Regions from separate parts of the Homo sapiens genome. Here regions 2, 3 and 4 are each linked to region 1. A link is a contact called in ENCODE Hi-C or POLR2A ChIA-PET data. All regions are on one chromosome and are shown on one strand. The core of a region is the stretch at or near the end of the contact, and the rest is flanking DNA. Distances in the headings are between cores, read along the strand shown.

Region 1 (6,544 bases), core at 1,287-3,786:
CCTGCCTTGGCCTCCCAGAGTGCCCTTATATTTGTGTGTGTGTGTGTGTGTGTGTGTTGTGTTGAAGATTGTAAAATATGCCCGCAAATTCCTTCACCCGGTATGCAATCCCTTTTGGAATGTGAATTTGCTGCTCCTCTTATGCAGAAGGGAAGTTCATTTCTCTCCCTTGACTCTTAGCCTTGTGATTTCTTTGAACGTGAGAATGCAGCAGGAGATGTATATGACCTTGAGATGCCAGTCCAGGCTTCTGGAGGATGTGACCAAGACGGCCCAGCCCACAGCCCACCCCACTGCCAGTTATGTAAGGGAGGTGTACTAGTTTGTTTTGTGCTGTTATAAAGGAATACCGGAGGCTGGGTAATTTATAAATAAAACAGGTTTATTTGGCTCATGGTTCTGCAGGCTATACAGGAAGCACAGTGTCAGCATCTGCTTCTGGTGAGGCCTCAGGGAGCTTCCAATCATGGTGGAAGGGGAAGGGGAGCTGTCATGTCACATGGAGAGAGAAAGGGAGTGAGAGAGAGAGAGGAGGACATGCCAGGCTCTTTTTGAACAACAAGCTCTCATGCAAACTAAAAGAGTGAGAACTCACTCGTTACTGAAGAATGGCACCAAGCCATGCATGAGGGATCTGCCCCCATGACCCACACACTTCCCACTAGGCCCCACCTCCAACATTGGGGATCAATTTCAACTTCAGATTTGGAGGAATTATCCCAACTATATCAGGAGGTCATCTTGAAACTTCCAGCCCTGCTGTCTCTCCATCAGAATCCAACTGCGGAGGAACTGCCCAGCTAACCCTCAGAATCATAAGAAATAATAAATCTTAGCTGTTTTAAACCACTGAGTTTTGGAGTGAATTATGCAGCAAAAGCTGAAACCGATGGTGTCCTGCATGTCCCATAGAACTACATATAACCATTTCCCCACCTTATTCAATCTTTATTAAGGCTACTTTGGTTGCAAACATCAGAAACCAACCCCAGCCAGCTTAAACAAAAGGAAAGTGCATTAGAATGTCCCTAATGTAAGTCAAGGAACAGAAAATAAAGTTGGGAAGGGGAGAAATCATGGCGTCCGCGGACTCATTAGCAGCAGGGTATCCTGGAGTTTCCGTCCAGAAAACTGCCATTAACACAATCCCGTGCTAATGATTGGACTAGTAACTTCAAGTTTTCAGAGCAGACGGTCTGACCCGCCCCATTTGGGCCAGTAGCCGCCTCTGAATCATTTAGCTATGATGAGGTGGGCGGTGGTGGTGGGAGGCAGGATGCGGACACGTAGAAAGTAGGTGAATTCGTGGGAATCCTGACGTGGAAGCCGTGAGCGCTACTCACGGCCTGGGCTTGCTTTTTAACTGCTATATATATATTTAGATTTTCCAAAAGTTTTTTCCTTTCAAATCTTTTTGCAGCTACTGTATCAAGGCTCTTTTTTTAAGAAAGGGAAAATAGTGCAGGACCACTTCTGAAACTGTAACAAATGGGGCAACGTTGTATTCTTCTGTACAATGTAACTGGATCTGTGAAGGTTTTTATTTTTTATTTTTTATTTTTTTTGAGACGGAGTCTTGCTCTGTCGCCCAGGCTGGAGTGCAGTGGCGCAATCTAGGCTCACTGCAAGCTCCGCCTCCCGGGTTCACGCCATTCTCCTGCCTCAGGCTCCCGAGTAGCTGGGACTACAGCCGTTCACCACCACGCCGGGCTAATTCTTTTTATTTTTATTTTTTTAGTAGAGATGGGGTTTCACTGTGTTAGCCAGGATGGTCTCGATCTCCTGACCTCGTGAGCCACCCGCCTCGGCCTCCCAAAATGCTGGGATTACAGGCGTGAGCCACAGCGCTCAGCCGGATCTGTGGAGGTTTTATGAGCAAAAAGGGAAAACAGTGCGGGGCCACTTTTGAAACTGTAACAAATGGGGCAACGTTGTATACTTCTGCACAAAGTAACTGGATCTGTGAAGGTTTTATGTGTAAAAAGGGAAAAGAGTGTGGGGCCACTTTTGAAACTGTAACAAATGGGACAACTTTGTATACTTCTGCACAACGTAAGTTAATCTGTCAAGCTTTTATGTGCAAACGAATCTCTGAGCGAGTGAAATGGTTTTGATCAAAATCTAAAAGAATTTGGGGAGTGTAGATATAAAAGGGAGTTAAAGCCAGAGTAACAGGTGTTGTGAACACAGAGAGGAAGAACCGGTAGGTTTCGAGTGAGGACAGAGAGTGTCGCCCCCGGCCGCAGCCTGGGGGGGCTGCATATCTGGAGGGATCATCTCTTGCCCCTAACTGACGACTCCTGCAGAGTGACGCGTGCCTGGGACAGCGTCTGCTGGGACCAGGGTGGACGGGCACCTCAAATAAGTGGGCCAGGGACCTGGGCCTGGGCCCCTCGGACTGGCAGGCACGCCCGCACCCCCGCGCCTCGCGCTCTCTACGGAAGCAGCCGCCCCCACGGAGCGGGCGGAGGCCCGGGGGCCGGGAGCGCGCGTGGAGGCTCCGGGACTGAGGCGGCGCCACCGCCTCCCGCCTGCAGCTGGAGCGCGGGCCGCCGCGGCGACATCTTGCTCAGGAGGAAAGCGCGCGGGAGAGCGAGCTGCGCTTTAGCTGCTGCGCCACGCGCGCCTCGGGCCTGGGCGCAGAGGATCGGCCGGGCGCGGCGGGAAGGAGGTAAGGCAGCCCCGCGGGACCGCACGCCTAGCTCAGGGGACGCCTCCGGAGACCCCAGGACCACCCGATCACGGGCCCCGCCGCTCCCCTCCCTCGCTCCTCCTCCCGCTCAGCCCCAGTCTCCTGCGGTCCCCTCGCCCCAGCCCGCAGCCTCCCTGCCTTCCGCCCACTGAGCAGCCCTCCTCGGCGGCGCGCCCCTCGACCCCAGCAGCCCCGGTCCCCGCCTCTGCTCTTGGTCCCGGCCGCCGGGTGAGGCCGCCCCCGCCCCGCCCCCTCCCCGCCCTCGCCGGGACCCGCCCCCTGCTCCCGTCCGGGCGGGGCTCCGGGTTTAAACGTCGCGGCGGGCAGGGCCGGCGGAGGGGCGGGGCGGCCTCTGTGTCGTGTACCGGGTCCCGTAGGCTGCGGGCAGCGAGGAGCGGCTGGCGCTCGAGGCGGCGGACGGCACCATGTCCCCGGGGAGCGGGGTGAAGAGCGAGTACATGAAGCGCTACCAGGAGCCGCGCTGGGAGGAGTACGGGCCGTGCTACCGCGAGCTGCTGCACTACCGCCTAGGCCGCCGGCTGCTGGAGCAGGCGCACGCGCCCTGGCTCTGGGACGACTGGGGCCCGGCCGGCTCCTCGGAGGACTCGGCGTCGTCAGAGTCGTCGGGCGCCGGGGGCCCCGCACCCCGGTGCGCCCCGCCCTCGCCCCCGCCGCCCGTAGAGCCGGCGACCCAGGAGGAGGCGGAACGGCGGGCGCGCGGGGCCCCGGAGGAGCAGGACGCGGAGGCCGGGGACGCGGAGGCCGAGGACGCGGAGGACGCGGCTCTGCCAGGTACCCGGCCCGGAGGGGAGCGCGAGGGGCCTGCACGCAGGGACGGTTTGCTCTAAGCTCTGAGCAGCTGATCTCTTATTTCTTGCGCCACTCGGGGCTGGCTCTTCCTTTTTTTTTTTTCGGTTGACAGAATCCGTCTCTCTTGACAAAATAGGGAAGGTGGCAGCCTTTGCCACCCTTTATTTCCTTAATTAGGTGGCTTTCGGTCGAGCCAGCGGTGAACTCAATTGAAGCGCCGCTGGCTGAGTCTGGGGTCTTTCCTCGCGGGCCTCTGCGGCTTGGCAAACCTCTGAATCCCATCTTATTTCTTGGCGAACCACTGAGTCCCATCTGCTTATTTCTAGGCGCCCATTTTTGATCAGAGGAGCCCCAGCTTTAATCAGATTCTCAAAGGTAACCCAAAAGGTTAAGAACCACAGAGCTAAGCTTTGTCTGATGAATGGGGCCATTGTTTTCCGTATTAACTCCCCGACCTCGCTACGCTGTCCCTAAAGAATATTTTGCATTTGTTTACGTGGAGTGTTGAATAACTTGGCTGTGAGAGCATCTTTATAAGTGCTAGGGCCTCTCCCCTTCCGTCCCTCCCCATCCTCCCTCGCCTGTCCAGATCCGAAAGCGCCGGTGGCGCTGCGCGTGTTTTCAAGGCATGGCCCCTTCACCTTCTTTCCTGCCCAGAGGCTTGCAGGGCTGGGGACCCAGTTGAACGCCTCAGTACAGCCTGGAGTAACCAATGGTTCCTTCCAGATCACTGGATTTTAAAAAGGCTCGAGTGAGGAAAACATGGAAAATGTATTGGGAGCCTGTTAGACATTCAGTCACTGATCTGGGAATATGTATGTTGTCATTTAATATTCAAAACAATCCCAAAAGAGACCATGTTGTAATCTTTTTTTTTTTTTTTTTTTGAGACGGAGTCTCGCTCTGTGGCCCAGGCTGGAGCGCAGTGGCGCGATCTCGGCTCACTGCAACCTCTGCCTCCCGGATTCACGTCATTCTCCTGCCTCAGCCTCCCGAGTAGCTGGGATTACAGGCACGCGCCACCACGCCCGGCTAATTTTTGTATTTTTAGTGGAGACGGGGTTTCACCATGTTGGTCAGGCTGGTCTCAAACTCCTCACCTCGTGATCCGCCCGCCTCGGCCTCCCAAAGTGTTGGGATTACAGGAGTGAGCCACCATGCCCGGCCCTAATCTCAGTTTTATAGATGAAAAAACGGAAGCTCAGGATCAGTGACTTTATTCATTTATGTGTTTATTTTTGTTTACCCGATTGCAAGCCAATCAGACTCTTCCTGGCTTCTCTGTGAGAGGCTGAGGAGGAGATGAAATTTCGGCTATGAGCCGGGTTGCTTTGCTCTTGGTTTTACCATCTTCAGCTATTTTCAGCTCATCATCGGAGGCAGGGCTGCCTCCTCCCATCATGATGTTACTTGTGAATCCCCACAAATCCTGATGCTTCAGTGATCACTGCTAGAAATGCAAATAACAGAAGGTGGAGGGGGTAGGGAACATGCCTTCCAGATTATTCCTGTGGGTACTGATCTGCTAGCTAAATTGAGATGTACTTTATCAGGCTAAATGGCTTTTCTCTCCCCGATCTTTTATTGTTTGTGATGGAGTTGTCAAATATTTGCATGCAATATAAATACAATTTTTAGGCAGCGTTGTGATATGGATGGTGCCTGTATTTACCAGCTCAGGTAAGCTCTGAGTTCATGATTATTTTGGTTTCCTTAAATATAGCGTCCTCTCAGTTATTTCTTCCCTGCTAACGTTTCTGGTTTAGGCATCAGGAAGAAGAAAGGATGTTTTCTGCTTTCAGGACTCAATCGCAGCATCTTTTGTTTTGCTCCTACCCGTAAGGCCCTCTTGACTCCTGTGTTGCTTGCACAAGATTAAATATCCTGGTTTTTAAGTGGATGGTTTTAAATACTAGTGCAATGAGCACTCTTTTGAGTTTCTATAAAATATAAAATTTTTTACTTTCCCTGAAGCCATAGATGCACATAGAATCACGTAGTTCTGTCTGACTTATTACAAAAGCACATCAGCCCTATGCCATACATAACACCCTGGTTTTTCCTTTGGTATTTATTTCTGTATCTCCAAGTAACATGGCTTTTATTGACATGTGATTGTTTTTTTTCAGTTTTTAACATTATCTATTGACTTTAATTCTTTTTTACTGCTCTCCTCACCCACACACACACGGCCCATCTCCACACCTGCACAATACAGTCCTCATAGAGTTTGTTGGATTCATAATTAGTATGTACCGTATTGTGCCCATGGAAAAAGTTACTCAAAGCTGACCCATACTATTTCCCATGATTCCCTTTTTTCTTTCACAATACAACCAACACATCAGGTTCACTATCACTCTTGTCATCTTAAGATGCCTCTCCCAGGGCCCCTGACCTACTTCTGTCTGGGCTGGCTGCTGCTCCTGTGGGCTGCTGCCTGGCTGGCATCTTGGGAGGGCCCTTGGCCATCCTCCTAGGACCTTTCTTGGCTTCTCTCTTGGGTTTGAGTCTCTGTCGTGTGCCTTTCATGTCATTTTCTTTCTTGGTTTACCCCTTCTTGGTGGAGCACATCTTCTAGTAGATTCCCAAGAAAGGATGGTTCAGAGGTTAGCTTTCTTTGAATGCCAAGAGATAGCTTTATTCTACCCTTACAATTTGGTGAGTGTGGCTGGGCATGGAATTCTAGGTTGGAACAGTTGTCCGTAGAAACTCTGGGGGCATTCCTCCTTATGTGTTATGACTGCTGATGTTACAGCCTGCCTCGTTATGATTCTTGATCTTGATCTTTTGTAGGTAATGTGTTGCCCTCAGGAAGCTTTCACGGTCTTCTCTTTGGCCTTTATGTTCTGACATTTTTCCTTGATCTAGATCTGTTTTCCTTTGCTTTGCTGGGCACTTGGCAGGTCTTTATAGACAAACTCATGTTTTTAATTCCCGGAAGTTTTCTGGAATTATTTTCTTATTTCTGTTTTTTTTTTTTTTCCCATTTCTTTTTTTTCTGAAGTCCTTAGTTGGATATTAGACTTTATCATTTTATCC
Region 2 (6,544 bases), core at 1,449-3,948, 940 kb after region 1:
AAGGGAATGCCCAGGGGACAGGATGGGTCTTGCCCTAAGACACGGACAAGAAGGGAGCAGGGACATTGAGGTGAGCCAGGAGCTTGGCTCACTCCCCACCCTCCGTCCCTGTCTTTTGCAGGACATGAAGGAACCCCTGAGCAGGTATGTGGTCCCCTCAGGCAGGGGCGGGGGCAGTGGCAGCGGTGGGCGGGGGGGACAATAAGACTGTCGGGCCAGGGGAGTCAATAAGACTCCCCTGTGTGTGCCCACCGGAGGAAGAACAACGTGAGTGTGCAGTGCCCAGAGGTTGCCCCCCCAACCAGACCCAGGACTGTGTGCAGAGTTCCCGGACAGATTGAAGTGCTAAGAGGCTTTCTAGGTAAGTGGGCACCCAGGGCCAGGACCTCTGACCCAGGATCTCTTGGCGATGCCCCACTGTACCCCCTAGCCTCGGAAGCCACCAATGGGGGGGGTTCTACAAGTGCACTGCCTGGTGACGGTCACTGGCTATTCACTGTGCCTTCGTAGGGCGGCGTTACTGGTGGTTCTAATTCATGGGATGAATCTTGTTGAGTTCCCAGTGGTCTCTCTGCCCAGCCCCCTGTACCTTATTGCCACCAAGGCCCACACACAATTGGTGTGTGGAAGCATCAAGTAACCCCAGATTCACAGCAGGGGAGGCCTCTGCGGAGTTAGGGGACCATTGGCCACATCCACCACTAGGGCCCGGGGACTCCCACCTTTGACCCTGAATGCCCCACACCTCTCCCCATCTCTCCACCACCACGCCCATCTACAGAGGATGTGGTGCCTGATGCCACCTCCGCGTACCCCTACCTCCTCCTGTATGAGAGCCGCCAGAGGCGCTACCTCGGCTCTTCGCCGGAGGGCAGTGGGTTCTGCAGCAAGGACCGATTTGTGGCTTACCCCTGTGCTGTGGGCCAGACGGCCTTCTCCTCTGGGAGGCACTACTGGGAGGTGGGCATGAACATCACCGGGGACGCGTTGTGGGCCCTGGGTGTGTGCAGGGACAACGTGAGCCGGAAAGACAGGGTCCCCAAGTGCCCCGAAAACGGCTTCTGGGTGGTGCAGCTGTCCAAGGGGACCAAGTACTTATCCACCTTCTCTGCCCTAACCCCGGTCATGCTGATGGAGCCTCCCAGCCACATGGGCATCTTCCTGGACTTCGAAGCCGGGGAAGTGTCCTTCTACAGTGTAAGCGATGGGTCCCACCTGCACACCTACTCCCAGGCCACCTTCCCAGGCCCCCTGCAGCCTTTCTTCTGCCTGGGGGCTCCGAAGTCTGGTCAGATGGTCATCTCCACAGTGACCATGTGGGTGAAAGGATAGACACAGACCGGGGGACTCGGGCACTGCTCCTGGCTCTGCAGAAGGTGTGGGCCTTCTGCTTACTGCAGGCCACCTGCCAGGGTTCTCTGGCATCACGCTGGCAGCCATTAGACACACAGGGGGGTTTCTCAAATTCTAAATATAATTGTGATTAGAACTGTCAAACATTAAGAGGGTATACTGACAGATGCTTCCTAGAGGAAACTTTTGAAAGCCCCTGCGTTCTGAGTGGACCGATTTCTAAATCCATACCTACACACCAGGAACAGCGTGGTCACGTTTTTTTTAGCCATGCCCCCACCCCCACTTTGGAATGACAGGAATCTGTGGCTCCCAGCCCCCCCAGGGGTTTAGGTTACTCTGTCAAAGAAGTAGAAATATCCTATGGTGGGGAGGAGCGGGGGTGGTTGCTGTGTCAGGGATGGTCCCAGGCTGCCCATAGAAATGTCCTATGCATCCTATTGGGTCCTTCGATGGGGGAAAATGGGAAAGGCTGAACCCGTAAAAAGCCTCAGAGCTGCCCACCCCCATCCCGTTCGATCCCCAAAGTTGCACGAGCAGGGGCAAAATCCCAAAGAGATTAGGATTTATGTAGGGGCCTCTTTTCCACAGCGCCCTTACCTTTTCCAAGGAACCCCCCACCCACCCCTGCAGGGTCAAGCACTTTAACAGCCTGTGTCAGTCACTAGCAAGGCAGAATTCCAGAGTAAGCGTACTCCTACCTCGACAAAGCCGGAGTGTCTGCGCGAGGGGCTGCCTGGAACAGCATGCCCCTTTGGAGTGGTTCCCGCAGAAAGAATGTGGGCCTCCTGGAGAGCTGGTCCTGGAGGGATGCCCCCGTCCCATCCCCCAACTCCAATCATTCTGACCTTGGCCTGCCAAGGCTGTGAGGGCCGGGCCTTCCGAGGATACCCGCCCTGGGAAGCACGGGCTGAGGGGGTGAGGACGCACTAGGGGTATGGCGAAGGGCTCCAATGCCCCAGGCTGCGGACTCCCTTAGTCCTTGCAGTTGCTTCCGTGTGCCCCGCCCTGAGTCCCCATCCCTCCTTGCCCTGCCCCCTGCTCCATCCCTCCCCTGCGCCCCGCCCCCTGTCCCCATCCCTCCCCTGCGCCCCGCCCCCTGTCCCCATCCCTCCCCTGCGCCTGAGTCCTCCCCAGGGCAGGGGTAAAAGACCTGGCCACAAGAACCGGAGCGGTGGTGACGCCAGGTCAGCAAGTGAAAGCTCTCCAATTCCGTCCCGCCCGCGGGCCGCGTGACTGGCAGCGGCCAATCGGAGGCAAAAGCGGGTTGTTCCAAAAAAAAAAAAAAAAAAAAAAAAAAAAAAAAAAAAACACACAAAACCCACCCAGTCGCTTCCTGCTTCCGCCTCGGCTCCTCTTCCTGCCGGCATCCGGGATCCCTACGTCCCGCGTCCCCCGAGCGCTCGGAGCCTACGCGCCCAGCGCTACCGAAACCCAGAGTCCTGCGCCCTGGAGTCCCCGCGCCCCGGAGCCCGAGCACCCGGGAGTCCCGAGCCTCGCGCCCCGGAGTGCCCGAGCCTGCGCCGCCGCACCCGGATACCCCGCGTCCCCGCGAGCTGCCGAGGCCGCCCGCCGCCGCCCCGCGGACAGTACCGCCTTCCTCCCCTCTGTCCGCGCCATGGCCGCCCCCGACCTGTCCACCAACCTCCAGGAGGAGGCCACCTGCGCCATCTGCCTCGACTACTTCACGGATCCGGTGATGACCGACTGCGGCCACAACTTCTGCCGCGAGTGCATCCGGCGCTGCTGGGGCCAGCCCGAGGGCCCGTACGCGTGCCCCGAGTGCCGCGAGCTGTCCCCGCAGAGGAACCTGCGGCCCAACCGCCCGCTTGCTAAGATGGCCGAGATGGCGCGGCGCCTGCACCCGCCGTCGCCGGTCCCGCAGGGCGTGTGCCCCGCGCACCGCGAGCCACTGGCCGCCTTCTGTGGCGACGAGCTGCGCCTCCTGTGTGCGGCCTGCGAGCGCTCTGGGGAGCACTGGGCGCACCGCGTGCGGCCGCTGCAGGACGCGGCCGAAGACCTCAAGGTGCTCCTGGGCGGGGGTGGCGTGCAGGGGCGTCGGGGAGCCGGGGACTGGGGAGGCCTGGGCGGGTGGGAGGTTTGGGGGACTGCTCCGGGAGTAATCTGTCTCTGTCTAGGGCGGGGAGCTCAGGATGCAGCCTGCTGTGGGCCTGTGAGGGGGGTGTCGCGCAGGGTGGCTGTGGGGGCTCATGACACAGCCTGTTTCAACCAGGCCCCTTGAGGCTGGGACCATGGCCGCCAATGAGACCCTGCTCTCGGGGGTGAGGGGCGTACCTCTCATAGATAGAGGCTAAGAGAGGAAGGTGGAAGGTGGAAGGTGGTGGAGTGGGGGCAAGGAAAATGTGGCCATACCCTGGCCAGCAAGGAGCTGGAATCAGAGGAAAGTGGGAGAACCTCAGAGGTGGCCGATCCTAGATGGACTCCCTGCAGGGACTGTGTTAGCAGGTCAGTACTTAAGTCCTGGGAAAGCCCCAGACTGGGCAGGATGAGGGGGACACAGTCGTTTCCTCTCTAACCTCCCCTCCAGGGCTGCCCTGCATTTCTGGGTGGGGTACTGGGAGCCATCTCTGCCATCTGAGATGCCAGGGCTCAGCCTGCCTTTTCTCCCCTTGTCTTGCTGCTTAAAACCCAAATAAAACCCGAGCTGAAGGGCCTGGGGCACACGTTCCCTGGCCTGCGCTCCCTCCCGCTGTCCTCTTTCCTCGCTGACCTGCTGCAGGTGTGCTCCTGGGAGCCTACGTGTGGGGCAGATGGCAGCATCTTTGGAGCTTTCTTGATTGCACTTTGTGTGTTGCATCATGGTCACTTGTGTGTGCCAGATGAGCAGTTAAGGCAGTGTTAGAATCAGTACTGAGCTTGATCTGTCCCTATCACAGAGCAAACTTCTGGGATACTAGAATAAATCTGAATCTGTCCCCTTCTGCTTTGGATTTTAGCAGAAAGGTGGTTTAGAGCCATATCCGTGGGCTTGTTCAGACACAGATTCATTTGGGTTTTCTTTTCTTTGCCCATGCAGGAATGTCTACACCTGAAACATGTTAGCCCAGCAGAATTACCCTTGTGACACCAATTACCCCAATGGGTGCAGAGAGTGCCCAATAGCTCTATAGAGTTGACTCGATATAGTTTCATGGGATAGCACTTAACCCTTTCTTTTGCAGGTGAAGAAAAAAATTTCCCTCTACCCTGTTAGGTTCAGTGGCTCAGGGCTGCAAATTAAACTGGCACAAGACAAATTAACAGGAAAAAAAATCATACAATTTGATTAATATTTTAAGTTTCACATGCACAAGAACTTCATAGAAAAGCGTATTTCAGCAAAGGTTTGTGAATTGTGGAGAAGTGACTGGACACAGAAATGGGATTGGGCGTCTAGGACTGATAAATTGTGGGAAAGTGACTAGGAAATAGATGGGAAGAATTAACACAAGATAATGGTCATTGTAGTAAGGTCTGTTTAGGCAGAATCATCTCCCAGGATTAGAGTGCCCTCCTCTTCCTGGTAGAGAGAGGGTGCCTTTCTCATGGGGAATGAATACCCTACTTTTAGGCAGATAGGAGTACAGAGAGCTCTTCCTGCATCTGCTTTTACTCAGAATAATTCTTGTACCACAGCGGTATATTTGGGGATGACATCCTGTTCTTCACTGCCTTAGAGCCTAGGTTATGTTAACCACAGCAAACTGCTTTTACCTGCCCCCATGGGCCTAGAAAGCTCAGTCCCACCTATGGGGCTGTGTGTCCACTTGCCAGAGCTGGGGCCCATTAGCTCCATGACAGGTTCACTCCTTGCCTGGCCCTGACCTGGGGTCATGACAGCTGAACAAGCCCCAGGCTGGGTTGCCCCGAGGTGGTAAACAGGGAAGTCCCAGTAAGCTCCAGTTCCAGGAAGCAGCACCATGGGAGAGAGAAGATGGCCCCCAGATCTCTCTGGGTTGTGTGTCAGATGGCACTTGTGTGGGGAGGGGGTTTGCCACAGGAAGGAGGAGGCCAGGGAAGATCCCAGGCCTGCACCAAGCCCCAGCATCCCAGTTCTGACTACACGCAGGGTAAGAGGTTTCTGTTCTGATCTGGCCAGAGACACAAAGATGCAGGTACCTGAAATGCAAGATCTTTGCCATGCTGGGTATGTTGTGCTGCTTTACAGCCCATTCCATCTGATCAAATGCTGTTTGTAACCTTAGTGTTGAAAACTGAAAACGTTGGCCAGGTGTGGTGGCTCACGCCTGTAATCCCAGCAATTTGGGAGGCCGAGGTGGGCGGATCACCTGAGGTCAGGAGTTTGAGACCACCCTGGCCAACATGGTGAAATCCCATCTGTACAAAAAATACAAAAATTAGCTGGGTGTGGTGATGGGCACCTGTAATCCCAGCTACTCAGGGGGCTGAGGCAGAAGAATCACTTGAACACAGGAGGCAGAGGTTGCAGTGAGCCGAGATCGTGCCACTGCACTCCAGCTTGGGGGACAAAGCGAGACTCCGTCTCAAAAAAAGAAAACTGAAAATGTCCCGTAGGGACTGAGGCATTGAGGGAGAAGTGAGAGGCACTGGGCCAAGTGTTTGAGGTGGGGTTGGGGTCACAGGGGCCAGGCCTGAGTTTTCTGGAACAGGTCGGCAGCAGTGAGGAGAGAGGCCTGGGGACAGGGACCGCCATTTGGGGTTCTTGTAGCTCACGTGAGAGCTGAGCCTAGGCAGAGACAGTAAAGCAGTTGGACATGTCCTTGGTGCTCCAGCGGTCTTCCCGAATCGTGAGGCCAAGTGGTGAACTAAAGTGAGCACCTGGAGCCAGGCAGCTGGGCTGAAGTCCTGGCTCTGCTACCGGGGCAGACTTCTGGACCCTCCCAGCACCTCCATCCTTCCAGAGCGTGGATAGCGAGAGATGAGAGCCAAGACTTGGGGTGGCTGAGAAGCAAAGAGGTGTGGCCAGCACAGGGCCCGTTGCTGATAAGGGTGTCAGATGGGGTGGAAGTGAGCAGACCCTTCGAGAAGTGGGTTCAGGGCACCCCAAGCACACACAGTACAGTGAGCTTGTGTACAGGATTTTCACTGCTTCCTGGTATGCACAGCATGAGGAACCGTGGGAATGAGAATTAAGGACCAAGAAAGCAGAATGGAGGTGTACCCATCCTGGAGCTTATTACAGTGATAGCTGATGAAGCTGAAAATGCAC
Region 3 (6,544 bases), core at 2,927-5,426, 770 kb before region 1:
ACACCAGGAAGACGAACTGAAAACCTGACCCTGAATGTGGCCAGAGGAATCACTGTGGCCCGTTTCCAAGAATCTCAGATTACCAGAGACACAGCTAAGTGGGCAGAAACCCCCTGTCCTAACAGAAGCCAGCTCCGAACTGAAAGGAAACACACGTCAAAAACGGCTTTCCTTAAAATGAGACTCTGACAGCCAAGGCTGGGAACGCAAGGGTTTTCATTCTATCACGTCAAGCACTTCACGGAGATGAAGTCCTTCATTCACTGCCTCACCCCGTGAGTCAGATGCTCAGCACATGCTGACGTTATTCTGAAAAAAAAAACAAAAAACAAATCCAATGACTTGCCCTGAGCCACAGCCATTGAGTCACAGGCAGAACTGGGAAGAGGCCTCGCTTCCCACATTTGGCAAGGCCAGTGACCCCTTCCCCGAAAAGACCTTCACAGAGATCATGACCTCTTTTATCTGATCAGGTGCAAACAAGCTGCCAACACTCCCTGGGCTTCTGAAGGCAAGGAGAAGAGCATCTGAAATCCCGCACGCTGTCTGTGCTGGGGAAAGTCCCAACAGGCAACATCAGCCCCAAGATACTCTGAGCTCCTCAAGAGCCACTCAGCAGCGATCCATCCCGTCCACTTCTTGAGCACTTTGCATGGGACACTGGGTTCCACTGTCATTGCTCAGCCGTTGTCCCACATGGCTGTTTAGCTGTGCTATGCAGGCTTCTTGCCCCAGCAGGTGGGGTCAGGTCTTCTTCTTATCCACCTCTACCACAGCTGTTCCTCAATAACAGCTCCCAGCTGACAGCAGCTCCGCCCTGCAGCTCCAGGTATAAACTGGAGTTTGCCCGCCATGTAAGTGCTGCGCAAACTGGATTCCTGAGTCAAGGAGAGAAGAACAGAGAAAGAAACTGGTACAAGGAAGACTGAGCCCTGGAAGAAGAGAACAAAACTCACCCTTTTTCAGCAGCTCCTCACTCTCCAAGCCTGACCTTCACAGCACCACACAGAGCAAGTCAGGCAGCTCTGGCATCAACAGAGCTGTTCAGAGCACAGATCCGATGTGCCCAGCGCTGGGGCTCTATCCCTCCCTCCAGATGCTGTGCAGCCACACAAATAACATGGGGGTAAGACACTTCCTCAGGCCAGAAACACCTGAAGAAAGCCCCAAGCATGCTGGCAAACACACATGCAAGAGGGCACACAGAAGGTGCTGAGACCTTCACCTCTGCCACAGTTACGAGGTCACTGGTCCACGCTCAACAGGCAGCAGAGCCCAGAACAAAATCCAGGACAGAATGAGGCTGTCCCAGGCAGTTCCTAAGGGCATGGAGACACTCTATTTTACTGGAAAAGATGCTTGCTTGGTATAAGATTTTGTCCTGGCTCACAGCCCAAGAGTGGACCAGCGGAGCCAGGCCTGGTCCCCCCCACCCCCCTGCCACACACACTGTGCCACCTACCCCCTGGGCCAATCCACAGCAGACAAGCTGCAGAGCAGGAATCTCCGCAGCACAACTGCGCTTCCTCCACTCAGCCACCCTCTCCCTCCTCCTCCCTTCGCCATCCTCATCCCCACAAACAAGAGAAAAGGCCTCTGTTTAAGTCACTTGGAAAAGAACGAATCACAGCTCAGCAAGGGAAGAGTGGCTTGAAGTGGCCCTCACAGCAGACTGCCTGTGTGGCCAGATCCCTCCTCCACTGCCCTCACCCCAATCCTGCCCATTCAGACCAGCTGTGTGCATCTCTGTCAGAAACAGGCATAAATGCTTTCTGATCTCTGCGACTCCATGAAAACAGGAACAAGCTACATGCTCCACGCACACACTCTAAATGCAGGCCCCCCCCCTCCCCCGGCGCCTCTGGAGGCAGGCTCCCTTTAAGAACTACCCACCCCATGTGCAGGCTGCACTCCCTCTCAGGGTGCGCCTGGAGTGAACACTCAGACTAAGCTAAGCTAATCTGTTTTCTCAAGGAGGTGCAGGCTCAGCCTATGCTAGGAGATTAGACCCACAGGTAGACACATGAGTCCTGGGCAGAGAAAATCCCACTGCAGAGAGAGGAGAAAGCAGCCACCTGGCCTGGAGGAGCAGAGCTGAGATCCAGCTGTGGCCACCATGGACTGGGCTGGACCCAGGTCCCAGTTCTCATGCCTTCTGAGGCCAGCCAGCCTTCTTCCTCTCAGTAATGAGACACCTCCCCACCATGTCCCCACAATAAATTCCCTTTTCTGCTTAAGCCAGCCTGCACAGTAGGCTGCTTTTGCTTGCAATCAAGAGGATCTTTAACAAGGGGATATGTTTAAAAAAAAAAAAAAGAATAACAAAAAGAGGCTACTGGTATGTGAATCCTGGGGGCCACTTCTTAGGTAAGACAGGAAAAAACCATCTTGCAGCCAGATTTCAGGTCCAAAGCTCTAGATTTTGTATTCTGGCTATCTCTCCCTTTCATCAGTGACACAGTCTTCCATTTTTGATCTTGCAAAAATTTCCCGAGTGAACCAGTGTTCATTTTAAGAAGCTTTGGTTTCAGGCAATCTGACAATTAATTTAACGCAACAAGCTAATCAAAGTGAGAGGTGTAACAGCAAACTTACTTCTGTTCAAGTATCGGCTCTGGGATTTAAAAGAGTGAAAATCAGAAGTTAAAACTTGGAAACAATCCCTGATGATTTCAGCCAGCAAGAGAAAGACTACTTGGGTACATGCCCTGAAGGAGGGATGCTTTCTCAGACCATGCTTTTGAACACTTTCAGAGTCTCATTGAGCAGAGCCTTCTGGGGAGGGTTCACCTTGAAATGTAGGTAAATACACATGTGTGTTTGTACATGTATGCAAACACACTTGTGTTGTACTGCATATGTTCCATGCACACATGTGTATGCAAATGTGCATGGGCAGTGTGTGAACATGTATGTGCCTGCAAACACATATCGTAGGCTTGCATGTAAGTACACATTGCAGTGTGCACGTGTGCACAAATTAGTATGCACACGTGTAGGTACATGCATGCATGGTACGCACATGTACATGCAGGCATACTATGCACTGCATGTGTGCATGTGTGCTGTGTACATGTGTGCATGCACAGATACGCATGTGCCATATGCCCATGCCACATGCCCATATGTACATAAATGCAGACACATGCAGTGTGTACATATGTATGTACACACACACAAATATGCATGCACAGTATATATACGTACACACGCATGCAGACACACGCACACACATTCCTGCAAGTCAGGTATGAACAACAATTCTAATTACTTTATCAGCTTCTGCCTGGCAATGGTGGCTTGTACTTAAAGAGAAGAGCATACATTTTCCCCAGAACTCCCATGGTCTGTCAGTAACCCACCCAGAGGAAACTATATACTCCACGCCTCCCCAGTTTTCCACGGTCAGGCTGATGTCCAAACTCCTCTCAACTCATGCTCAATGTATTTGCATTCCCAGTCTCTTTTTACCAGAAAAGACCCTAGAAAAATCTATTGAAGACAAAAAAAAAAAAAACAGAAAAGCACAGCTGAGAGAGACCCTCAAGGCTTAGGCATAGAAAAAGTCTGAGGACCTAATAAAGAATATAACAGCGCACTCCAGCAGCAGTGAGTAGTTCTGCATTATCACTGTATGCAGCACACCATTCTAAGTGTTCTGGTTACATTAACTCACTTAATCCCCACACAAAGCTTTGATTATCCCCATTTAGTGTAAGTGGGGAAACTTAGTGCAAAGGTCAGACACCTCCAACATGACAGCACTAGGACCCAACCCCAAGCGGCCATGCTTGAGCCACCCCACGCCCTGTCCTCATGTGACAGTAGTGGGGCTCCCAGGCCGTCAGAGCTCACAACAGCTCCAGTGACTCAAATAAGAACAGCCCTGAACATTCTCTATTCAACCTCAGAGCAAGCACAGAGCAGAGACAGAGATCCTTTTGGTCCCCCTAAAATGTCCCTGACACACAGGAAAAACACAGGTGAGGAGGGGAGGGAATGAGTCACAAAAATTAAAAACCACCATAGTATATTTAAATGAGCTATTAGCCATACTGAGAGAATGAGCAGGAGCACTAAGTTTAAGGAAGGACACTTTCACCCCACAGCTGCTCCTAGGATGGCTCAGCCTCTGCACAGAGAACGGCTGCATCAGCCTGTGGGAGGCACACCTGCTCTGCCAGGACGCCGTGGCTCCCAGTGCTACCCCAGACGGGTGTACACCAGGTCTGTTTCACATCTCTGATCTGCGTGACAGGAAACAGAAACAGAACTTGAGAGACCTACGCGTCCCAGAAGAGGTCAAATGTTAGCAAATGCATAAAATGAGCTTGTTTGTCTTTCTGACTTGAGGCTCACTGACTGCCTCCCTAACAGTGTTCCTTCTTTTTTTTTTTTTTGGAGACGAAGTTTCGCTCTTGTTGCCCAGGCTGGAGGGCAATGGCGTGATCTCTCAACTCACTGCGACCTCCGCCTCCCAGGTTCAAGTGATTCTTCTGCCTCAGCCTCCAGAGTAGCTGGGATTACAGGCACCTGCCACCACGCCCAGCTAATTTTTGTATATTTAGTAGAGATGGGGTTTCACCATGTTGACCAGGCTGTTCTTGAACTTCTGACCTCAGGTGATCCACCTGCCTCGGCCTCCCGAAGTGCTGGGATTACATGCGTGAGCCACTGCGCCCAGCCAACAGTGTTCCTTCTTAAGTCTACTCCTACCCTGCAGCCATACATCTGGTGGTGGACAATGGTGCCTCTCCAGTCTTTCCAGGTCATTAGCCAGTCCCAGACAGACCTCTGTCCCCCAAGAACCTGTTCGTGTGACAGGGCTGCCTTTGTGGCACTAGTCCTGACGTCCCACATGAGTGGCCTACTCCTGTTAACCACCACACCATGTCCCTGCTACACCCCGAGGGAGCCTGCAGGGCCCCCAACCACCACTGCTGCAGCCGCCACCCCACCCCGCACCTCCCTGCACCCGCTCACCTGCAAAGGCAAGGACCACACTGGGCAGCTGCATCCCATCTACGGGGGTCCGCAGCCGCAGCTCCCAGGGAGACCCCCATCAGAGGGCAGAGCCTTCCAACGCCCAGGGGAGGCTACTGGTGGAGCGGGAATTCAACTCAGTGAGTTGCTGCCAGCAAAGTGTTTAATGAGATAGAGAAGAGTAGGATAGTCCATCTAGAAAACGTTTGCACTGTTCGCGAAACTTTGTTTCTAACATATATATCCTGCTCTACATCTCATCCTGTTATTCAGATGGTCTCCAACTTACCATGGCTCGACTTAACAATTCTGACTTCACGATGGTGCGAAAGCAATATGCCTTCAGTAGAAACTGTACTTCAAATCTGGAATTCTGCTCTTATCCTGGGCTAGCGATATGCGGTCGGATAGTCTCTGACAATGCCGGGCAATGTCAGTGATTCACAGCTCTCAGTCAGCCACACGGTCACGAAGTTAAACAACTGATACCCTACAGTGTGCGGTGCTGTCAGCATTGTTTGGATATGACTTGCCCAATTGCAGGCTAACGTTTAAGTGCTCTGAGCACAATGAAGGCAGGTGAGGCTAAGCTATGATGCTTGATAGCTTAGGTATATCAAATGCATTTTCGACTTCAGATGTTTCCAACTTACAGTGTCTTTACTGGGACATGATCCCATCATAAGCTGAGGAACATCTGTGCATAAATCTCATCCTTATATATCCCATCAGGGATGGATGCTCCTCGACTTACAATGCGCCACATCTTGGTAAAGCCACTGTAAGTTGAAAATACCATTATATCAGAAGTGCATTATGGACTTAGGATATTTTCAACTTATGATGGGTTTATCGGGACATAGCTTCATTGTTAATTGAGGAACGTACTGAACGTGTATCACTTTCACACCATCGTAAAGTTGAAAAAGTGTAAGCGAAACCATCCCCAGTCAGGGACTAAGTGTATCATCTTCAAAACATGAGGAAAACTTCCTAGGAGAACTTTATTATGAGCTTGCTTGTATGCCCAATTAGAAGTGCTCTTTCAGGACTGTGCTCTTTCAGGACTGTGCCTATTGCTTCACAGGCAAACCAGTTCCACGTGGCTCAGGGTGCAAGCTCCTGGCAGCAGAGCCTGCCTTCTCCTTCTGTGTTTACCGTGCCCAGCATCCCTTCTCATGCAAGCCAGTGAGCCCTATGAATGAGTCTGCCCAAGCCTGGGCAATACCTGTGACCCCTTTCACAGCATTTTATGATGCACGCAGGTAACATTCACCTGTCTGCACCCGCACAGAAATGGGGATCCAGATGTGCCCACAGCTGCAAAGCTGGCAGTGCAGGCAAGGTGGCCTAGGATTCTCAACTCACAGCATGGCCTCCCTGAAAGGCAGCCTCACCCACCAGCACCCCAAGTCTTAGCAGTCCCTTGACTCTAATTTTTAATGTCTTGAGTGTGATAAACATCGTCTAGGAAGATTTCTGTTTTAATTATTCACTTAAGCCACCCTCCAAAATTCCTGCTAAAGCACCAATATGTAAACCACTTTTAGTCACAGGAAAT
Region 4 (6,544 bases), core at 2,207-4,706, 550 kb after region 1:
GTGAAAACTTTATCTACAGATACGGGTATGTATATCTGTGTAACCAAGAGTCTGTGTGTATTGGTGTACACATATATGCATGTCCATGTACACAGACTCACATGGATATATGTGGGTCTGCCTGCAGGTATGTGCACAGCCCCAGCTAGCTCACCTGTCAGCTCTGTGTGTTGGATCATGCAGTCTCAGCAGCCAGGCTCAGCTCCAAATGCCCATGACACAGGTTTATGATTGATTCATATTTATAACAAAAAGAGACCTTAAAAATTACCCTATAATTTTTACATTTTTATAATAAGATTACATCTTTAAAATGATATTTTACCAAATTCCCTTTCTGAATGGTTGGCAAGGTTGGTGTCCTTCCCTATCTTCAAAAAGAACAGAGGGGTTACAGAAAGCAGAGAGCTGGCAACGTAAGTATGGCCATGGGTGAGGATGAAGTAAGGGGCAGAGAGAGATGTGAGTTTGAAGAATGTTCATGGTTCAGACTACTGAGGGCTTTATAGTTTGGAGCAACAGGGTTTTTGTTCATTTATGAGTTTCCTGTGCCAAACCACAAATGGGGTAACTTAAAACAAGACAGGCCAGGCACAGTTGCTCACGCCTGTAATCCCAGCACTTTGGGAGGCCTGAGGTCAGGAGTTCGAGACCAGCCTGGCCAATATGATGAAACCCCGTCTCTACTAAAAATAGAAAAATTAGCTGGGCGTGGTGATGCACGTCTGTAATCCCAGCTGCTCAGGCGGTTGAAGCAGGAGAATCACTTGAACCCAGGAGGCGGAGGTTGCAATGAGCCGAGATCGTGCCAGTGCACTCCAGCCTGGGCGACAGAGCAAGACTCTGTCTCACAAAAAAATTTTTTAAAAAAAGAGAAATCAAGCACTAAATCAAGCACTTTAGTTCCTAAGAAAGTAAGTAGAGGGAGAAATAAGAATTTTTCCTTTCTAGACCTATTTTTTAAAAAATAGATAACAACTCATTTACAAATATAGGCCCACATGCAAAGATCGTCTCCTGTAGCTAGCATAGTAGTGCACACAGTTATGAATAAGTTCATAAGTTCATCAGTGAAAGTGCACGTGCATTGGAACACCCAAGGCATATTTCTTTCTTCTTTTTTTTTGAGACGGAGTCTCCCTCTGTCACCCAGGCTGGAGTGCAGTGGCACGATCTCTGTTCACTGCAACCTCTGCCTCCCGGGCTCAAGCAATTCCCCTGCCTCAGTCTCCCGAGTAGCTGGGATTACAGGCATGCACCGCCACACCCGGCTAATTTCTTTGTATTTTTTAGTAGAGATGGGGGTTTCTCCATATTGGCCAGGCTGGTCTCGAACTCCTGACCTTGTGATCCACCCGCCTCGGACTCCCAAAGTGCTGGGATTACAGGCGTGAGCCACTGCTCCCAGCCACCAAGGCATATTTTTATGCTTCAAGTCTGTTTTGTTAGTACACTTTTGTTACTTGTTAGCTTTGCTAGCTAGTACACTGGCTGACAAATAGGAAGAGCTCACATAAAAATTTTTAGAATGCATAATGGATAGCACTTGCCTTGGAATCAGTCAAAACTAAGGGGGGCCTCATAGAAACCAGTTTGCATTAGGGCATTTTTCTAGTGAAGAAGAGTATGGAGGATGGGGGGAAGAGGAATTTGCACCCCCTAACAACAGGTTGGGGGATGGGATGGGGAGGAACCCTGGCGCCTGTTCAGACACTGGTCCTCCAGCTCTGGGCCCTGGACTTAGATCTCAGCCCCACATGGAGAAGGGCTACAGGCAGGGAGAGAAGCCACCAAGTTTCACCAGATGTGGCTTTGGTGCCAGGAGACACAGAGTGAAGGCTCCTGCACAAAACAGAGCCTACCCTGGCACTCAGGGCCTGAGGCAGACAGTGCAGAGGAGGAGCCAGCCTGTTTGGGAGAACAGCAGCTTCACCCAGCGCACTGGCCAGTTGGCAGCCAGGACAGGGGAGGCAGCATTCCTAGGAGGCAGCATCATTCGGGAGGCAGGAGCAGAAGACGAGGACTAGATACAACCAAATTGCCATTCATATGACCCCTTTGGTACACAAAAGCCGATGAACCTGTAGAAACTCAGCTATCCTGTGCCTGTATGTGATGGAGATGCAATGCTATACGATTTTAGGTGCAAATGACCTGGCATTATCAGGCCCCAAGGTTACTGCTTGAGTCCCTTGAAGCTAGCAGTCTGGTATTGCACTCCCGTACTGTCTAGGGATCCCTGGACCTTTAGGGTATCTTGAGGGGTGGGGGTCCTGGCCTGTGGCACTGGCTGGAGGTCTTGGTGAGTCCAAGTCACCTGACTGCAGAAAAAACAGAGCTTGCAGAAGGCCGTTCCTCCATTCCTACCTTGCAAGTGGCTTTGGGATCTAGATTGCCTATTTCAGGGCCTATTTATAAGCAAATTTCTTAGATGGAATTTTTTATGCCTCAAAATTTCAAAGGATTTTTAGTCAATTAATATCTTCCACCACCCTACTAGATGGTTTCTGGTTGCAGTGGGAGAGAGACAGAATGACACAGCCTACAGTGGATTTCTTCAAAGATGCTCAGGAATTAGAGAATCTGTTTCCCCACCTCCGTTTCCTTTCTGGTCCTGTTTTCAGAGCTCCTTCCCACGCTATCAGACACATGCTGGCTTATCATTGCCTTTGACAACTAGCTCAGTACCCGGTAGATGACTGAAAAGAAGTGAAATCTGCTGTCGCTTTCGATATGTGTGATTGGGCTTCTGTCCCCAGGACCCCACTGAGACACTGAGAACCACCCAACCCTACTGACACTTTTCCACTGAGATCTCACTCCCATCCCCACCTCCACTGCTCTCTTAGTTCAGGTCTCAGTCACCTCTTAACCTGTATGTCTTCTGTAATCTCCAAAGTGATGATGTTCTTGACTCCAGTATGGGTCTCTCCAATCCATTCTGTCTTTTACTCCCAGGAAGGTATAACTAATTGCCAACCCTGACTGTAGCAAGCTGAATTACAGCCCCCAAATATATGCAGGTCCTAATCCCTGAAGCCTATAAATGTGAGCTTATATGGAAAAAGGGGTTTTGCAAATGAGTTAAGAATCTTGAGATGTGGAGATAAGCTTGAACCATGGCCCTAAATGCCATCACAAGTATCTTTATAAGAGGGAGGAAGGGGGAGATCACAGTGAAAGAAGGAGGCGATGTCACCACAGAGGGATAGTTTGAAGTGTTGTGGCCACAAGCCAACAACCACCAGAAGATGGAAAAGGCTACAAACAGATTCTTCCCTAGAGCCCCTAGAGGCTGTGCAGCCCTGCTCACACCTGGATTTAAGACTTTTGACTTTCAGAATTGTGAGAAAATAAATTTCTCTTGTTTTGAGTCACTCCATTTGTGGTTTGGCACAGGAAACTCACAAATGAGCAAAAATCCTGTTGCTCCAAACTACAAAGCCCTCAGTAGTCTGAACCATGAACATTCTTCAAACTCATGTCTCTCTCTGCCCCTTACTTCATCCTTCATCCTTGGCCATACTTACTCTACCAGCTCTGTGGGAGCTCCTAGTCCTTCCTCTCTCTGAAACTCTCCGATGGTTCACCTTGTGGACACCTGCACATAGCTCCTGTCTGGTCTTGAAAGTCATCACCTTTCTGAAGCCATGGAAGTCTGTTCCCACCTGTTCAATATGTTTGATTTTTAGTTCTCTGTGTAACCTACAATTTATTCCACTTGTCTATTTATGTTTTTATCTTCTACTAGACTGGAGGATCCTTACAGGCAGGGACTGAACCTGATTTACTTCTGATAACCCTATTCCTGGTATAGCAATTGTCATATAGTGGAAGGCTAGTAAATGTTTTAATGTTTAATGTTTAAATAAAATCACTTCTGTGCAACAATTTTATACAGATGTTCATTCCTCCTCCTTCTTCTTCAAAAATCCTCCTCTGACTCTAGCACACATTCCCCGTTTTGTCCACTGTGATTTTTGTGATTGTCTTTCCTCATTCTTCTTCCCTGGAATTTCATGTCATATCCACCTCAAATGGCATTGCCTATAGGTCAATTTTCAGTTTTCCTTCTCTTTTAGCTCTCCCATGTATGGTCTTTTTGAGTAATTTTGGTCATTCTTCTATGTCTTCGGCTTCTAAACATGGTTCCTTCCTCTCCTCTGAACTCTTTCCTACCTGCCCACTGGAAATCTCTGCACGGATGTCCCACAGACACTTTTAGCCTAACATGTCAAAAACAGTTTTCTCCTCTTCTTCCCTCCCTATTAATCTGGACAAGAAGGGCCCCTGGGCTAGAGTTCTGGAAGCCAAGGTAGGAAACAAGAAGAGTAGGATGAAGCAGAGCAGAAGCCGAAGGCCTTGGAGTCAAGAGCACCCAGTGCCAATGTCATGGGATTGTTCAGATTAAACTTTTCTTTGAAAGGCCTCGGCATAGATGCAGAAACCAGACAGGAGACCACAACCAAGACACCAAACCAGGCCACCAGGGAGGGCTGTGCAGGAAGGAAACAGTGCACAAAAATGTTCTGCAGAGACAAAGCCTCCAGGGTCTTCTTATGGGGCACTCTAAGATGTCAGTTGGGGTAACATCCACTGCTACAATTCCTTTTTCCTTTTACTCAGCTGTTCACATTAGAAACCTCAAAGTTATTCTTTCTCTTACCTCTCCTTTAACCCACCCTGCTTAGCAGATTCTAGGTTAAAGGGAGCTCCTATTTTCTGTCCTTGGCCTCTGCTGCCCCATTTCCATTGTCTCTTCCTGTCTCCTGCCTGGGGCACTCAAAGACCTCCAAAGGCCACCCCCTCACCCCCCTTTACAGCCTCTTCCCACATCAGTCACTTCCAACACAGCTGCCAAAATTCAAGTGCATTGAAATTGTTGGTGGTGTCCTGTTGCTTCTAGGATGAAATCTGAACTCCTGAGCAGGGCACTCAAAGTCCTTGACACACACCAACCCTCTCCTCTCTTCAACCTAGTCTGTTGCTGATTCCTGCTCTTACATTGAACCCCTGCCCAGCAACTTGCAAGCACTTTTATACCGTAGCGTATATCCACCTCCTTACCTTTCCCACCCGCACATTATTGCTCATCTCTCAGAACTCCACTCCCATGCCACTCCTTCCTTGTATCCCCGCTGAGGGCCTTCTGGTTCATCTCCATTTCTGAGTTCCTGTGTTTGCAGTCACCCCCAATCACTTATCACACTCTGCAGGGGTAGTGATTTCCACATCCATATGCCCCACTAAACAATGGGCTTCTTGACAACAGTGATAGTTTCTTATAAACTTTCAAACTCCTAGTAGTTGGTGTGGAACCTGGCACATTGCAAACACTTCAAAATACTTATTGTGAACACTTCAATAAATATTTGTCAAATGAATGAATATGATATAAGCAAAGATGACAACTAAGAACAGAAAGAAAGAGAGCATGTTATTTGTTAGACAGGCCTCAACGGCTCAATGCTTCCCCAAGAGCTCCAATTCACGAACTTTTCACTCTCAGGTAGAAAGGTTTTCATAGCTTTTACTGGCAGCTAAACAAGCGAGCAGGGAGCAAATTATTCCTGCAATTTGTCCAGGGCTGAACATCAGGGATAATGCCAAATAGACCAACAGAAGGTCAATGAAGAAAGCGAGTGTGGGTCTCAGATCATCAGAGCTGGAAGATTTTCAGCTCTCACCACCCTTAACTTACAGCTGAGCAGACAAAGTCCAGTGAGGCCCTGTGCCTTATCCTAGCAAGTGACAAGGCTGGGGGACAGAGGTGAGGACACAGCCACCAGAGAGGGGAATGGATGGAGATGGAGCCAAAAGGAAAACAAAGTGGATTTAAGTGAACCTGAATTGCTTGAGTATCTTTCCTCTCTTTGGTAGTTACAGATTCCTCATGCACACAAATATTAAATTGCGTGTTTGTGCTACTTTATAAAGAGCTTTTTTCAGCCAGGCATGGTAGCTCATGCCTGTAATCCCAGCACTTTGGGAGGCCGAGGCAGGCAGATCATGAGGTCAGGAGTTCAAGGCCAGCCTCGCCAACACAGTGAAACGCTGTCTCTACTAAAAATACAAAAAAATTAGCCAGGCGTGGTGGCAGGTGCCTGTAATCCCAGCTACTTGGGAGGCTGAGGCAGGAGAATTGCTTGAACCTGGGAGGCAGAGGTTGCAGTGAGCAGAGATCGTGCCATTGCACTCCAGCCTGGGCAACAGGTGCAAGACTCCGTCTAAATAAATAAATAAATAAATAAATAAATAAATAAAAGAGCTTTTTTCATACATCTATTCAGTAAACAAGTGTTTCTCTGTTTTCTGACCAGATTAGGAGCTCCAGAGGAAGGGGGCTTCTCTTTTCTTTGGGTTCCCATCTCGCTACTCTACAGACCCCTACTACACACACACACACACACACACACACACACACACACACTCACACTCACACACGGTCCTAACATTGGGTCTGCTTTGGCATCTAAGAACAGGATGTAGACTTACAGATGACTGTCATTGCCACTTTAGGTAACCCATCTAATCCTGTCTGGTC

Evidence for each region. A loop is a pair of places that touch in the nucleus more often than their neighbours do. ChIA-PET counts read pairs that join two places held with the same protein, here RNA polymerase II (POLR2A). Pooled maps may share reads with other maps.
Region 2: a loop to region 1 is called in a pooled map, with 11 times the contacts of the local background. The contact joins the promoter of TRIM11 here to the promoter of CCSAP in region 1. A Hi-C loop is called at or near these places in 1 of 37 single-sample maps with no recorded cell type and 8 of 50 pooled maps. POLR2A ChIA-PET finds 5 or more read pairs at or near these places in 2 of 52 experiments (Caco-2 and endothelial cell of umbilical vein).
Region 3: a pooled map shows a loop between it and region 1 (5-fold over the local background). The contact joins the enhancer-like site here to the promoter of CCSAP in region 1. A Hi-C loop is called at or near these places in 3 of 37 single-sample maps with no recorded cell type and 6 of 50 pooled maps.
Region 4: a pooled map shows a loop between it and region 1 (7-fold over the local background). The contact joins the enhancer-like site here to the promoter of CCSAP in region 1. A Hi-C loop is called at or near these places in 7 of 50 pooled maps.

What each region holds. Positions count from the first base shown.
Region 1 is chr1:229,339,039-229,345,582 of GRCh38, reverse strand. CCSAP (centriole, cilia and spindle associated protein) reads left to right here and starts at 2,536. Exons shown (of 4, transcript NM_145257.5): 1 at 2,536-2,671; 2 at 3,070-3,484. The coding sequence starts at 3,118. RefSeq lists silencers at 1,087-1,381, 2,228-3,087, 3,288-3,487.
Region 2 is chr1:228,402,989-228,409,532 of GRCh38, reverse strand. It overlaps TRIM11 (tripartite motif containing 11), which reads left to right and starts at 2,698. Exons shown (of 6, transcript NM_145214.3): 1 at 2,698-3,379. The coding sequence starts at 2,972. It overlaps TRIM17 (tripartite motif containing 17), which reads left to right. Exons shown (of 7, transcript NM_016102.4): 5 at 122-144; 6 at 258-361; 7 at 782-1,598. The coding sequence ends at 1,332. LOC124904537 (a long non-coding RNA gene) reads right to left here and starts at 262. Exons shown (of 2, transcript XR_007066918.1): 1 at 1-262. RefSeq lists enhancers at 1,136-1,795, 1,987-2,036 and silencers at 2,387-2,456, 2,597-2,686, 2,747-2,986.
Region 3 is chr1:230,107,688-230,114,231 of GRCh38, reverse strand. The region is part of intron 1 of GALNT2 (polypeptide N-acetylgalactosaminyltransferase 2); the gene reads right to left. Among named protein-coding and RNA genes, the nearest start is that of GALNT2, 44 kb to the right of the region's middle. RefSeq lists enhancers at 1-982, 1,881-2,547, 3,585-3,664, 3,675-3,734, 4,365-4,424. Within about 2 kb of position 4,176, at least 6 of the 41 ENCODE cell types and tissues checked have a DNase peak (open chromatin) inside an H3K27ac peak, as active enhancers do.
Region 4 is chr1:228,791,168-228,797,711 of GRCh38, reverse strand. No RefSeq gene overlaps it. Among named protein-coding and RNA genes, the nearest start is that of RHOU, 59 kb to the right of the region's middle. Within about 2 kb of position 3,456, at least 2 of the 41 ENCODE cell types and tissues checked have a DNase peak (open chromatin) inside an H3K27ac peak, as active enhancers do.